3 separate regions of the Homo sapiens genome follow, and regions 1 and 2 are each linked to region 3. A link is an interaction called in ENCODE POLR2A ChIA-PET data of the cell type or tissue named here. Cell type or tissue: B cell. All regions are shown on one strand.

Region 1 (5,000 bases), 440 kb before region 3:
GCCTCCTGAATAGCTGGGATTACAGTCGCCTGCCACCACACCTGGCTAATTTTTTGTATTTTTAGTAGACACGAGGTTTCACCATGTTTGCCAGGCTGGTCTCAAACTCTTGACTTCAAGTGACCCACCCGCCTCGGCTTCCCAAAATGCTGAGATTACAGGTGTGAGCCACTGCCCCCGGCCTTTAAAAAGTGCTTTAAAAAATACATTGGGCTGCATATTGATTTATCACTCCTTCCACTCTGCAATCTACCCTCCTGCCCTGATCCATTTTGGATGCAGTTGGGGATTTTGATTGGAGTGAGCCCAGGGATAGAGTCATTTGTATGTCTCCCCTGGAAGTCTGATAATCTGTATTTTTGGTATCTTCTAGAGGAAACTCCTATAGGCTGGGCATTGTGGCTCACGCCTGTAATCCCAGCACTTTGGGAGGCCAAGGTGGGCTGATCACTTGAGGTCAGAACTGAAACCCCGTTTTTACTACAGATAGAAAAATTAGCCTGCTGTGGTGGTGGCTTCTTGTAGTCCCGGCTACTCGGGAGGCTGAGGCAGGAGAATGGCGTGAACCTGCGAGGTGGAGCTTGCAGTGAGCCGGGATCACGCCACTGCACTCCAGCCTGGGTGACAGAGCGAGACTCCGTCTCAAAAAACAGAAACAAAAACAAAAAAACTCCTATAAATTTTAGAGTTGTTTAGATAAGCTAATCTGTATTAAGTATCTTGTGTTCTTTCATTCATTCAGCTAATATTGGGCACCTACTATAAATGGGCATTGCTAGGCCCTGGGGATGTAGTAATAAACCAGGACATGTGGGCCTCACCCTTCAGCATCTTGTTATCTTGTTATCTGGCTGTGGAGTCAGATGTGTAACAATTAATTCATCTCAAAATGGGGTGTAAAGTGGTGGGAGAAGTATCAGGTGCTAGGGGAAAGCTTCACCTGCACTTGGCAGGGAGGAGAGAGGTCAGGATGCTGGCCAGAGGTACAAAACCAAGAGATTGGCAGTGGTTAGCAAACTTCTTCTGTAAAGGACCAGATAAATAATTTAGACCTTTCAGGCCAAGTGACCTCTGTTGTAACTGCTTAACTCTGCCATTGTAGTGTGGAAGCAGCCATGGACCATAGATAAACAAATGAGCATGATTGTGTTCCAATCAAACTTCGTTTATGGACACAGAACTTTGAATTAACTAAGAATTTTTAGGTGTCATGAAATATTCCATTGATTTTTTCCCCAACCATTAAAACAAAAATGTAAAGGCCATTTGTAGGTCCATATGTTCTAACAAATACAGCTGGCATGCTGTAGCTTGCAGCCTCATGGAATATGCTGCTAAATTGCTCATTATCGGGGCTCTTTTGCTTATACCTTGAATTTTTTTTTTTTTTTTTTTGATACGGAGTTTTGCTCTTGTCGCCCAGGTTGGTTGGAGTGCAGTGGCACGATCTCAGCTTTATGCAGCCTCCACCTCCTGGGTTCAAGTGCTTCTCCTGCCTCAGCCTCCTGAGTAGCTGGGATTACAGGCTCCCACCACCACTCCTGGGTAATTTTTTGTATTTTTAGTAGAGACCGGGTTTCACCATGTTGGTCAGGCTGGTCTTGAACTCCTGACCTCAGGTGATCCACCTGCCTCCACCTGCCAAAGTGCTGGGATTACAGGCGTGAGCCACCGCGCCCGGCCACCTTTAATTCTTTACAAAAACACTTGCCATGTGGTAGACCTGTAGTCAGAGCATGCATTATGCTTTTAGCAGGAAAGAAATTTGTAGGCCGGGTTGAAAATCATAGTGTTTCTGTACCTCTAGCTGTTCTTTTGAAACATTACTGTAATTCTGGGCATTGAAAGGATGTTAGGATTTATGAGGGTGATTAATAAGTGGCATACATGCAGAGGGACTTGAATGGCATAATTGATAGTATTTAGAAGGCCAGTCATGATCTTGCCAATTATTCGCTGTGTAATATTGGGCAAATCAGTGCACTTCTCTGAGCCTTGTCTATCCATGAAAAAGAAAGTAAACTTGCTATAGTTATTTCTCAGGATTACTATAAATAATGGAGAAGATAATGTACTTCAAAGCAGTATGAAAAAGTTCTTTGTACTATGCCTTTCCGCAGCTTTCTTTCAAATTTTAAAAAGTCACTCTGGCCACCATATGGGGAATGGATTATAGAGTGGTAAAAGTGAAAGCTAGGAGACTAGAGAGCATGCTGTTGCAATAGTCTAGTTGGTGGGTTGTAATGTGGCTTGGCCAGGTGGTCTTAGTAGAGGAGATGAGGTGGTCAGATTAAGGACTTATTTTGAATGTAGAGTTGATTGGATTTAATGATAGGGTATGAATTAAGAGGAAAGTCAAGGATGACTTTTTAAACTTTTTACTGCCACACCTTGTTTTCCAGGATGATGGCTCTCCGCACCAGACCCGTGTCCCCGTGTGCGGTAGGGCAGTGTCCCGCCGGCAGGGGACCGGTAGCCAAGGCTATCCGAGGCCCCTCAGCATTGCCTTGTTTTTCCGCCTGGGCAGGATTCTGACTTAAGAAGCCTTCAGTCGTAGTCCCACAGATGGTAGCTTCACCCTGTTGGCTTCTCAGCCAAGCACATACACCAAAGAGACAGGGTCTTCTCTTGTTTAGGCTGGAGTGCAGTTGTGCGATCTAGGCTCACTGCACCCTTGACCTCCTGGGCTCAGGTGATCCCCCTGCATCAGTATCCCAGGTAGCTGTGACTACAGGTAGGCACTACTGCTACTGTGCCTGACTAATTTTTTAACTTTTTGTAGGCATGAGGTCTCGCTATGTTGTCTTGAACTCCTGGGCTGGAGCGATCCTCCTGCCTAAGCCTCCTAAAGTACTTAGATTACAGGTGTGAGCCACTGTATCCAGTTGAACTTTTTTTTTTTTTTTTTTTTGCCTTGAGAAACTAGGGGAAAATGATGCCATTAAATAATGGACATCATTTTTTTTTTTTTTTTTTGAAGACTTGGTTTCTAGTCTTAGTTCCTCATTAGGATGGCACGTGAACTTGTCTTGACATTTCTGTCTCTTGGTTCCTTTATGTGGACTGCATGACATTTACAGAGGGATCAACAGGGTTCCTTAGCCATACATACCAGCTCTTAATTTCACAAAGGCATGTAATAATCGCTTGTGACACCTTGTTAAAGAGCTAGAGAAATGTGTTTTATATAATTGTAAGCCTAGCTATTTTAACAGCCCTTCTCTGAAAGCATAGCCACTAGTTTCAAAGGTGCTCTTTAGTGGTGAGGTAAAATGCTTTCTTTGATTCTATTTTGTTAAATGTTTTCTTCATTGACTTGTGTGAAGACTTAGATCACTTGATTATTAAGTTAGTATGTTTAAGGATGTTGACTGCTGCCTTTCTGGGGGAGAATACAGTTGGGATTTATAAAAGCTTGCTTGAATGAAACTGCCTCTTAAGTGATTGTTAATAATGAATGGCTCCAGTTGACTTCTAATATACCTTCTGCAATTAGCATGGTGGATTTTACAATAGGAAAAATAGGACTATTGAGTATTAATGGTAACAGATTTTTTTAATTTTAATTTTTATTTTTTGAGACAGTCTTGCCCTGCCACCCAGGCTGGAGTGCAGTGGCGCAATCTTGACTCACTGCAACCTCCGCCTCCGTGGCTCAAGCAATTCTGCTGCCTCAGCTTCCCAAGAAGCTGGGATTGCAGGCGTGCACCACCACATTCGGCTAATTTTTGTATTTTTAGTAGAGACGGGGTTTTGCCATGTTGGTCAGGCTGGTCTGAAACTCCTGACCTCAAGTGATCCACCCGCCTCGGACTCCCAAAGTGCTGGGGATGGTAGCAGATATTGACAGTGCCAGGCATAGTGCCTGATGGACACTCTCACTAAAACAGCAACAGTCCTCAGCATTCTATGGGCCTACCAACTTTGCTTATTTGTATTGCACATTCATTAGCTAGATTTTCTGTTAAGAATAGTCTGGCCTGGTTGGGTGTGGTGGCTCACGCCTGTAATCCCAGCACTTAGGGAGGCCGAGAATTGTTTGAACTTGGGAGGCAGAGGTTGCAGTGAGCTGAGATCGCGCCATTGCACTCCAGCCTGGGCGACAGGGCGAGACTCCATCTCAAAAAAAAAGAAAGAAGGGAGGGAGGGAATAGTTGGCCCGGCGCAGTGGCTCATGTCTGTAATCCCAGCACTTTGGGAGGCTGAGATGGGCAGATCATGAGGTCAGGAGTTCGAGACCAGCCTGGCCACCATAGTGAAACCCCATCTCTACTAAAAATACAAAAAAAATATATATAATTACCCGGGCATGGTGGTGGGGGCCTGTAATCCCAGCTACTTGGGAAGCTGAAGCAGGAGAATCGCTTGAACCCGGGAGGTGGAGGTTGCAGTAAGCCAAGATAGCGCCATTGCACTCCAGCCCGGGCGACAATGTGAGACTCCACCACACACACACACACACACACACACACACACACACACACACACACACACAAAGAATAGTCTGACCAAAGTCTTTTTAAGGAAAGATAGTTTGAATCCTTCCAAAAATTTATTTTTCTTGAGCATACTTGAGTTGGTCTTTCATATCTGGAAGAATGCCTCCTTAGCTGAATTTTTTCACCCAGTTAGCTTGGGTCCACTACAGGAAAGATGTGAGTGTCATGTCCTCAAATTATTCTTACAGTGTTGATTATGTAGTACCATACCTTTTTGGAAATTACTGTGTTATTTCCACTTTGTTCTTCTTAGAATATTCACTCTAAAAGGCAAGAAACACTATTCCTTTATGTTTTGTGTTAGCATGTAGCATCTAGTACACTTTGGTGCTGAGTAAAGTATGTAGCAAGTAGCTGAGAAGAAAGACTTTTTTGTTTTTAACATTCTTAACAGTGCCAGTATTATAATTTTATTTGCATTAAGAGTCAGCCCTTGCAAAAGTAATAGACTGCCTACAGTGTCTCAAACACGGAATATGGGTAGGTGTTTTTAGAAAGATT
Region 2 (5,000 bases), 120 kb before region 3:
CCCAAAAAGGTGGGAAGAAGAAAAAAACTGAGCTGGATATTTTTAAGGAAATATATTTTATAGCATTTTTCTTTAATGCCTAGTTTTGCTGCAAGCACTGAAGTTTATCCTGCATTTGTATTTCTTATTTGAAAAAGAAATGGCCTTTGGGGTTTGTTTTGTTTTTTGTTCCTTTGTAAGCACACTGCAAAAGCGGCGTTGTCAGCGTTGTCTTTTGAGGTATCAAACGTGCTTTCAGTCAGCAAATATCTTGTATATAGTACCATTCCTAATAAACTAAATTGGTTATCAACCTAATACAAACGGTACTTCATACAACTTAAGCCTAAACTAGATTAGATTATGTAGAAACTTATTCTTAGAGAATATATCGCCTTAATATTTCTTATCCTGAAAAGAGTATTTCTTAAGTGCCCCTCTCAAAGTATATCGATTAATATTTGTCTCAAATTTAAAACTATATCCTGGTTTTTCCCTTACAGTTGTTTAGCAAGTAAATGTTTACTTACTAATTTATTTTCTCCCAGACTTCATTCTACCAGTTTAAGCTTAGCTCAGTTTTGTTTTTTGGTTTTGAGAAGGAGCTTTGCTCTGTCACTCAGGCTGGAGTGCAGTGGTACGTTCTCAGCTCACTGCAGCCTCCGGCTCCTGGGTTCAAGCGATTCTCCTGCTTCAGTCCGTGAGTAGCTGGAACTACAGGCGCACACCACCACGCCCAGCTAATTTTTGTATTTTTAGTAGAGACAGGGTTTCACCATGTTGGCCGGGCTGGTCTTGAACTCCTGACCTCAGGTGATCTGCCTGCCTCAGCCTCCCAAAGTGCTGGGATTATAGGCGTGAGCCACCGTGCCCATCCTAAACTTAGCTCAGTTTTAATGCTACTTCCATTTCTTTATGTATAGTTTGATGTAAGAATAACAGTTGGAAGTAAGGATTTAGGAATAACAAGAGTTTGGGATTTTTGTTTTTTTAATTAGCAAGGTAATGCCACATCAGGTCATTAGTGACATTAATGAGAGAACAGGGGAATTATTGGAAAGTCTTGACTTAAGGCCAGACGAGAAATCCTTAACTGCTAGTGTGACTTCCCTCCCCACAAAAGAGAATGCTCTCGTAATACACCGAACTGTTGGATGCTGTTGTATATACTTTATATATAATCTTACCCAAGGTGGCAGAGCATTAACTTTAACATCTGTCTCCCTGACCTCACCAGAGTTCATAATCTTTGCCCTACTTACACTGTCTGAAGGATGACTTGGCCTTTTTTTTTTTTTTTTTTTTTTTAATTGAGACAGAGTCTTGCACAGTTGCCCAGGCTGGAGTGCAGTGGCACGATCTCGGCTCACGGCAGCCTCCACCTCCTGGGTTCAAGTGATTCTCCTGCATCACCCTCCCCAGTAGCTGGGATTACAGACGCTTGTCACCGCGCCTGGCTAATTTTTGTATTTCGGGGTTTCGCCATGTTGGCCAGGCTGGTCTCGAACTCCCCACCTCAGGTGATCCGCCCATCTTGGCCTCCCAAAGTGCTGAGATTACAGGCATGAGGTGTGGCACAGGACAGAGAAAGACTTACTTTAAAACATACCTGTCTTCAACCCAGAAGAGACTGGCTTTTAGAGCCCTCAATGTAGCAAGAAGAGCCTGAATCAGAGCAGGAGTGATAAAGAAGGAATCTAAGTTATTACAGAAACATCCGTAATTGTTGCCTGGGTGGGTATAAGGAAGAAGAAGGAATTGACTTTCAAGAAAAATAATTGACATTTGATAGTCTTCACAGATAAAAGCCAAAACAGGGTAGATTCAGTCTTAATAGGAGACAAATTTAGCAAGAAAGCTGAGATCTTGGGTCGGTCTACATTTTAGGCCAAGGAAAAGGAACTGATTGCATTTGTTTTTTAAGATAGATTATACGCCAGTGCATAACATATTTAACCTAAGTCTGATTAGCTTTATAATAATTTTTAAATTATTCATAACTATCCTAAGCAATACCTTTTATTGTTAGATTATTATGTAATGCCCACAAATGATAGATAGCATTTGAAAGTAATTGCTGGCTGATTATAGGCATGGTGGCTTATGCCTATAATCCCAGCACTTTGGGAGGCCAGGGTTGGTGGATCACATGAGGCCAGGAGTTCAAGACCAGCCTGGCCAACGTGGCAAAACTCTGTCTCTACTAAAAATACAAAATAATTAGCTGGGCGTAGTGGTGCACATCTGTAATCCAGCTACTCAGGAGGCTGAGGCATGAGAATTGCTTGAATTGGGGAGGTGGAGGTTGCAGTGAGCTGAGATCGCACCACTGCATTCCAACCTGGGGGACAGAGTGAGACCCTGTCTCAAAAAAAAAAAAAAAAAAGGAATTGCAAGTAGCCTGTAATCCCAGCACTTTTAGGAGTCCGAGGCAGGAGGATCACTTGAGACCAAGCTGGGCAACATGATGAAACCCCTGTCTCTACAAATAATTTTTTTAAAATATTAGCCAGGTGTCTGGCACACGCCTGTAGTCCCATTTACTTAGGAGGCTTAGGTGGGAGGATCACCACTTGAGGCCAAGAGATCAAGATCAGCCTGGGCAACATAGCAAGACCCCCACCTATAGGAAAATAAATCCGAGCGTTCCAAGTGTTCAGCTATTCACCCACTTTAGGTTTCCACCTTCCTTAGAAAGTAGAGTAGTATAAATTATTTCTGAAATTTGTGAAACGATGTACCACATAACCCTCTCAAACCAGGTTGCTACTACTTCCAATGACTTCATTGATAAGGGGCAAAGTAACTCGAATGATGGGTGAGCTCATGACATGGTTTAGCTCCGTATCAAACTCTGGATTTGGGAAAATTGCTACTGATTTATTAAACACTTGAATTCTTATATGCTAGGTCAGAATTTGGCAACTAAACTCTCAGAAATTTGTAAACTTCCTTTTTACATAGAAAAGTGAATCCAGGCTGGGTATGGTGGCACGTGCCTGTAATCCCAGCTGCTCAGGAGGCTGAGGCATGATAATTGCTTGAACCTGGGAGGTGGAGGTTGCAGTGAGCCCAAGATTACACTGCTGTACTCCAGCCTGGGCAACAGAGGGAGGCTCTGTCTCAAAAAAAAAAAAAAAAAAAAAAAAAGTGAATATACTGTACTGTAAAGCCTGTGCACCTCTTCATCACACATAATTGCCTGTACATTATGCCCAGTGCCTGGCCCCTATTGGATTTCTGACAAGCTTTAATGTTGTTAGGTTAAGAGAGAACCTGTTCCTCAAGTTTAGTCTTATCTCTAGTATTTAAATTTTTCATGAAGGAAGGCTGTGCTAAGGCGATACTTCATTCCTGAAGAACACTTACTTAAATAAGTAATGTTCAATTAATTTTCCTCATTCTATGAAAAACTTGAAAAGGCAACAAAAATATTCACTATTCTCTGGTTCATTTGATAACAATATTGTGGTAGTCTAGGCATCTCTCCCATGTCCCAAGCACAGCTTATCTGACCACATCTATACAACAGACATTCTGTAGCGACTCTCTTTGTTCTATTCCATGCTCCTACTTTATGGCCAGTGAAAGGGCAAATGGAAGTCAAAAGGGTAAGAGGACACGTTAGATAGCTTTGATTGAAGCATTCTTTTAGAAGTTAAATGACTGAAAAAGGTTTTACAAATGACATCGAGTCAAGGGTTCATCTGAAAGTATCTAAAAGTTAACTAGTTCCCTTTCTCCACAAACTCTGCCCATGTAGGTAAGTTTTATTTTTCTGAGGAATAAGAAACATATGCAGTTATTTGCATTTATAATATTTTGTGAAAGTTCTGTATTTTCTTGTTTTTTTTGAGACGGAGTCTCTGTCACCCAGGCTGGAGTGCAGTGGTGCAATCTCAGCTCACTGCACACTCTGCCTCCTGGGTTCACACCATTCTGCTGCTTCAGCCTCCCGAGTAGCTCGGACTACAGGCGCCTGCCACCATGCCCGGCTAATTTTTTGTATTTTTAGTAGAGATGGGGTTTCACCGTGTTAGCCAGGATGGTCTCGATCTCCTGACCTTGTGATCTGCCCGCCTCGGCCTCCCAAAGTGCTGGGATTACAGGCGTGAACCACCGCGCCCGGCCAAAAGTTCTGTATTTTTATGAGCTCCAGGTGGTCTTATATAACCCATAGCATTTGATTCCTAAGAATACATCCTCTTGGCCAGGCGCAGTGGCTCACACCTGTAATCCCAGCACTTTTGGAGACCAAGGCGGGCAGATCACAAGGTCAGGAGTTTGAGACCAGCCTGACTAACATGGTGAAATCCCGTCTCTACTAAAAATAGAAAAATTAGCTGGGTGTGGTGGCGCACGCCTATAATCCCAGCTACTCAAGAGGCTGAGGCAGGAGAATTGCTTGAACCCGGGAGACAGAGGTTGCAGTGAGCCGAGACGCGCCACTGCACTTCCGTCTGGGCGACAGAAGGAAACTCCGGCTCAAGAAAAAATATATATATATCCTCTTAAAACTCCTTTGCTTTTATGCTAATACTCTTAACTAGTTGATTTCTTCAGCTTCTTAAATGTTGGATTTCCCAGTGTTGTGTCCCCACCAATGTTACGTTATCCATTTTACTAACTGCAATAATCAATTCCCATACCTTTACCTGTCGATGACTCTAGAATTTGTAATCTCTGAACTCAACTGAAACTACTAAATACATTACTTGTCCTATGAAGTACCTCAAACTAAACAAATTTAAAACTGACCTTGGCCGGGCACGGTGGCTCACACCTGTAATCCCAGCACTTTGAGAGGCTGAGGCGGGCAGATCACTTGAGGTCAGGAGTTCGAGACCAGCGTGGCCAGCATGGCGAAACCCCATCACTACTAAAAATACAAAAATTAGCCAGGCATGATGGCACGTGCCTGTAATCCCAGCTATTTGGGAGGCTGAGGTGAGAGAATTGCTTGAACCTGGGAGGTGGAGGTTGCAGTGAACCCAGATCACGCCACTGCACTCCAGCTGGGG
Region 3 (5,000 bases):
ACCCCGGGGACCCCGGGAGGACTTAAAGAGTTTTAATGTGATTTCTGGAATGTGCTTGATTTTCAGAGAGAGCAGCTTAGCCCATGGGAGACTCCATTAATATAATTTTGCAATAGAAAAGCTTCCTATTGCCTAATCTCATTAATTGTGTTTTATGTACAGTAAATGGGTAAAAGCTGAGTTTGTAATTTGGTAAATGTGAATGTATAATTTTTGAGGACTTAGAATGTGGAATAAAGAAGAATTTACTTAATATGTAAAAAGAGGCTGGGCGCAGTGGTTCATGCCTGTAATCCCAGCACTTTGGGAGGCCAAGGTGGGCAGATCACCTGAGGTCAGGAGTTCGAGACCAGCCTGGCCAACATGGCAAAACCCCGTCTCTACTAAAAATACAAAAATTAGCCAGGTGTGGTGGTGGGCGCCTGTAATCCCAACTACTCGGGAGGCTGAGGCAGGAGAATTGCTTGAACCCAGGTGGCGGAAGTTGCGGTGAACTGAGATCGCACCACTGCACTCCAGCCTGGCGATAGAGCAAGACTGTCTCAAAAAAACAAAACAAAACAAAATAAAACCAACGAAAAACTCCTAATAAGACCTCAGATGGGGCTTTGAGCCACGAGTTAGTGGCCATCCTTACCTACATTAATACTTTTTCTTCATTTTCCTCCATTCACTCATTCAGTCATTCGTTCAACAAATATGAATTGAGCATATATGATATGTTAGGCACTATTCTAGGTGTGGGGATACAGTGGCAGACAAAGGAGAGTAAGTCCTAGCTTTCATAAACCTTACAGTGAAATGTGGATATAGACAATACGCAAATAAATGTGTAATAAATACATCAGGTGGCTTTGAGTGCTACGAACAAAAATAAATTGGGGTGAGAAGCCAGCTGTTATTTTGGAGCAGGTGGTCAGGGACACTTTCCCTGAAGGAATGAGGAAACAAAATGTCTAGGGGAATCCACCTTCTAGGTGGAGGCTTCAGCAAAAGCAGAGGCAGGAGAAATAGCAGGGGAGCCAGGGCAGCTGGTGATAGGAGATGGGCCATCAGGGTGAACCGGGCAATATAGGACTCTTGGGCAATGGTGAGGCATTTTGAATTTATTTTCAATGCAATGGGACATTATTGAAGGGTGGGGAGAAGGGGAGGGGGGTGATGAGAATTACATTGTAAGACTCACTGTGAGTGAGTGAGTGACAAGAAGACTGTAAGGGGTAAGAGTTGAAGCAGAGAGGACAGTTAGAAGGTGATGACATGGTCTGGAAGAGAGGCAGTGGTGGCTTGGACCAGGCTGGGAGTGGTTGAAGTGGTGAGGTGGGATCAGATTTAAGATGCGTTTTTAAGGCAGAGTCAGTAGGATTTGGCGATAGGTTACATGAGGAATGTGTGTGTGTGTGTATCTGAGAGAAAACTCATGATGACTCCCAAGTTTTTGGTCCATCTGAGTGAGTGGGGTCCTATTTACTGAGATGGGGAACAAGAGAAACTTTTTTTGGGAGAAAATCAGATAGCCACAATAGGCCATTAGACACAAAGATCTGGAATTCAAGGGAGAGGTTGGAACTGGAGATACATATTTGGGAGCCATCCATTGTACAGATAATATTGCAGGGACTGTAGAAAGAGAAGGAGGAAAGGCCAAGGACTGGCCCTGTACCATACCACCCTTGGAGGGAGGAGAAATGGTTTGGGAGCCCCAAAGAGGGGCAAGGGGGCTACTACCCCTCCTCCATGAACTGGGCAGCTTCATATTGAAAAATTACCTAAATAGCAAATAAAATCGAAGTCTCAGTTGTGATCTCTGGGGTAGAGTGGAAAGATCAGTGGCTGGGTCTGTTTTCCACTAGTCCACGCTGCACCTACATAGATCTTCAGCACTGAGTGCTATGAGGATGGGGATATTTGAGAGGGTTCTCCTTCCTCTCCTCTTCCCTCTCCCCTGCCTGCTGACCTTCCCTTCTTCTATCCTTTCCTGAGTTGCCCATTCCTCCTCTTGCACCTCCCACTCCACTTCTCCTTCTCTCCACCAATTGGTGTCCTTGGGACTGAATTTCAGGTGATTCTAGGCTAGGAGGCCTGGGCTGTTAAGTTACAGAACCCCTCCTTTCCAGGTGCAGACAAAGTCTCCCCTTGAAGCTTGGGTCAGAGGTAAGGTCATTTTCTTCAAATACTCAACCCACACATTTCACCATTTTGAAATTCATCCAGGCTTGCAAAATGTCAGAATGCAAATTCTCCTGAAAGGGGAGTTTATTTGTTCTTCACAATTCAATGTGAATTACTTTAATCAGATAATCAGCCAATTTCCCTCCTAACAGCTGGTTGAGATCAGGCTGCACTATATTCTTTTTATTAAAAAAAGATCTTACTAAGACTATATCAGAAGTCTTCAAGCTTTATCACGTGTAAAATTCACTTAGGAAATTCACTGAAATGCAGATTCCTAGGTTCTATTCCCAGATATTCCAACTTGGTAGGTCCGGATGATTCTGGTGCAGGTGGCTGGTGAACCACACTGGGAAATACCGAGGTAGAGGATTGGACAGAACTTGGGGACAGGGGAGCGGTCAGAGGGCCTATCTCAGGAGGACATGCTTGGCAAGCTGCCAAAACAAAGGCCTTTGAACTAAACAGAGAACGAAGTGGAAGGAAAGAGGAAGGGGGAAGAGAGCCCAGAATAGAAGGGAATGGAAGCAGATGCCTTCTCCGTGATGTTGTTAGTACTTGAACCCACCCTACAACCCCAGGCTTCTGGCGTGTACCGAAGACTTGGGCACTTATCACGCATCAGGCACGGTATAGGTATTAATGAGCTTTCCAGCTCATTGAATTCTTACCACTTCTTATTATCTCTGTTTGGGGATTACAGAGGCTGTAAAAGTTTTACGAGGCAGGGCTAGACCCAGAAGCCTTGTCTGTGTGATTCCATATCCACACGCCCCAACCACGTGTTGCACTGCTGAATCTGCACCATCATCAGGTTATGCGGGCTCAAAGGGAAGTGTGCTCAGGAGTGAATTTCAATGGCTCAGAGGCCCACGCTTTCCTCTGGGATGGGCTGCTTTGGTGCCCCCTGGTGGCTGCTAACCTGGTGTGCGGCGTCCAGGCAAGAACAAGCAATGAACTGAGTCCTAGCTCCCCAGCAGGGAAATATGGAAGATTCTTAAAATATCACACTTCCCACCTGATCAGACACGCAAACTCTTTTCTCCCATTATCTGAGCAATTTCAGGAAACTCCCGTTAGTGCTACGTCCCTCAGCTTCTGCCTCAGTGACACGTTACACACTAATTTATAAATTACAAGCCACTGCCTTGTAACCTGATCACAGCTGCACACACCTCACCTTCCCTCCAACCATATAGGCTCAGAGAACCCGCTTCATTTTCATTAAATAGTAAGGAAAAGCTCCCCGGGCTTCTGTATTCTACTAGGCCTGCTTTTATTTTTAACAGCCTGTCTGCCAATGCACTAGTGGGCTAAAAATAGACTTACTTATAATACAATTCATCATGCACTCAGCTGCCAGGAGGAAGCTTAATTTAAGCTTCATCCAAGATGAAATACCTTTAAGAAACATATTATTTCATGTAACTATTAATATCAGTTTTTAAGAGTCCTCCAATATGAACTCTTTGATACATACTTTGGAAATGAGGGAACGTTAGAATGTTATGAAAAGAGATCTCGGCAAAACTATCTTGCCATAGTCTTGGCCAAGGTTAGAAAATGCTTTGGGAGCTCTTTTCCTTAACTCCAAACTCTTTTAGTTTCTCTTTGCTTTTTCTCTTAATTCTAGCTCTTTGTTTCAACTTGATCTGAATAAATTGGATCATCATAGAGTTGCCAGATTTAGCAAATAAAAATACAGAATGCCTAGTTAAATTTCCGATAAACATTGACAGTTTTTTAGTATAAGTAAGTCTCAAACATTGCGTGGTTTGCTCAGGACTTTTCTGGTTTTAGCACTGAAAGTTCTACATGCGGGAATGCCTTCAGTCCCAGGCAAATGAGGCAGCCAGTCGCCTTAACTACAATATAAATCATACCCTTCCCCCATCTTCAGGATTTATTTCCCACTAGGAAGTCTTGTGGGAGAGAAACTTTTAAAAATAACAGCTTTATTGAGACATAATTCACATATCATAAAACACCTCTTAAAAGTATACAATTCGGTGATTTTAGTATACCTATAGAGTTGTACAACTATCACCACTATCTAATTTTAGAATATTTTCATCACCATGAAAACCCCATACCTACTGTCAGTCACTCACCATTCTCCACTCCCCTCAGGCCCTGGATACCACTAAGATACTTTCTGTCTCTATGGATGTTTCCATTCTGGACATTTCATATAAATGAAATGTGGTACAGGCTGGGCACAGTGGCTCACGCCTGTAATCCCAGCACTTTGGGAGGCCAAGGTGGGCAGATCATCTGAGGTCAGGAGTTTGAGACTAGCCTGGCCAACATGATGAAACCTTGTCTCTACTAAAAATACAAAAATTAGCTGGGTGTGGTGGTGTGTGCCTGTAATCTCAGCTACTTGGGAGGCTGAGGCGGGAGAATCGCTGGAACCTGGGAGGTGAAGGCTGCAGTGAGCTGAGATCATGCCACTGCACTCCAGTCTGGGTGACAGAGTGAGACTCCATCTCTAAATAAATAAATAAGTAAATAAATAAATAAATGAAATGTAGTGCTTAGTGGTTGGATTCTTTCAGTTAGCCTAATGTTTTCAAGGTTCATCCATATGGTAGCATGTGTCAGTACTTCATCCTTTTTTATTGCCAAATAGTATTCTGTGTGGATATATAAATGCATACCTTGGAGATATTGAGGGTTTGGTTCCAGACCACTGCAATAAAGTGAATATCACAATAAAGACAGAAGTTTTCGTTTCCCAGTGCAAAAGCTATGTTTATAGCATCCTGTAGACTGGTAAGTGCGCAGTAGCATTACATCTAAAAAATATACATACTTAATTTAAAAAT

Evidence for each region. Peaks named below come from ENCODE experiments on the same cell type or tissue, not always from the same donor. Only the 100,000 strongest peaks of a DNase experiment are listed, where the experiment ranks them.
Region 1: POLR2A ChIA-PET joins it to region 3 with 8 read pairs; 1 of 35 experiments calls an interaction of 5 or more read pairs at or near these places.
Region 2: POLR2A ChIA-PET joins it to region 3 with 6 read pairs; 4 of 35 experiments call an interaction of 5 or more read pairs at or near these places.

The regions. Positions count from the first base shown.
Region 1 is chr7:105,323,463-105,328,462 of GRCh38, reverse strand. The region is part of intron 2 of SRPK2 (SRSF protein kinase 2); the gene reads left to right. Among named protein-coding and RNA genes, the nearest start is that of SRPK2, 63 kb to the left of the region's middle. In B cell, no CTCF peak of the experiment used is centred here; a DNase peak (open chromatin) is centred at 3,052; H3K27ac peaks cover 667 bases.
Region 2 is chr7:105,005,055-105,010,054 of GRCh38, reverse strand. No RefSeq gene overlaps it. Among named protein-coding and RNA genes, the nearest start is that of KMT2E-AS1, 6.6 kb to the left of the region's middle. In B cell, no CTCF peak of the experiment used is centred here; no DNase peak of the experiment used is centred here; H3K4me3 peaks cover 512 bases; H3K27ac peaks cover 4,294 bases.
Region 3 is chr7:104,881,930-104,886,929 of GRCh38, reverse strand. The region is part of intron 2 of LHFPL3 (LHFPL tetraspan subfamily member 3); the gene reads right to left. Among named protein-coding and RNA genes, the nearest start is that of LHFPL3-AS2, 42 kb to the left of the region's middle. In B cell, CTCF peaks have their summits at 2,873 and 3,078 (motif pointing left); a DNase peak (open chromatin) is centred at 3,059; H3K27me3 peaks cover 492 bases.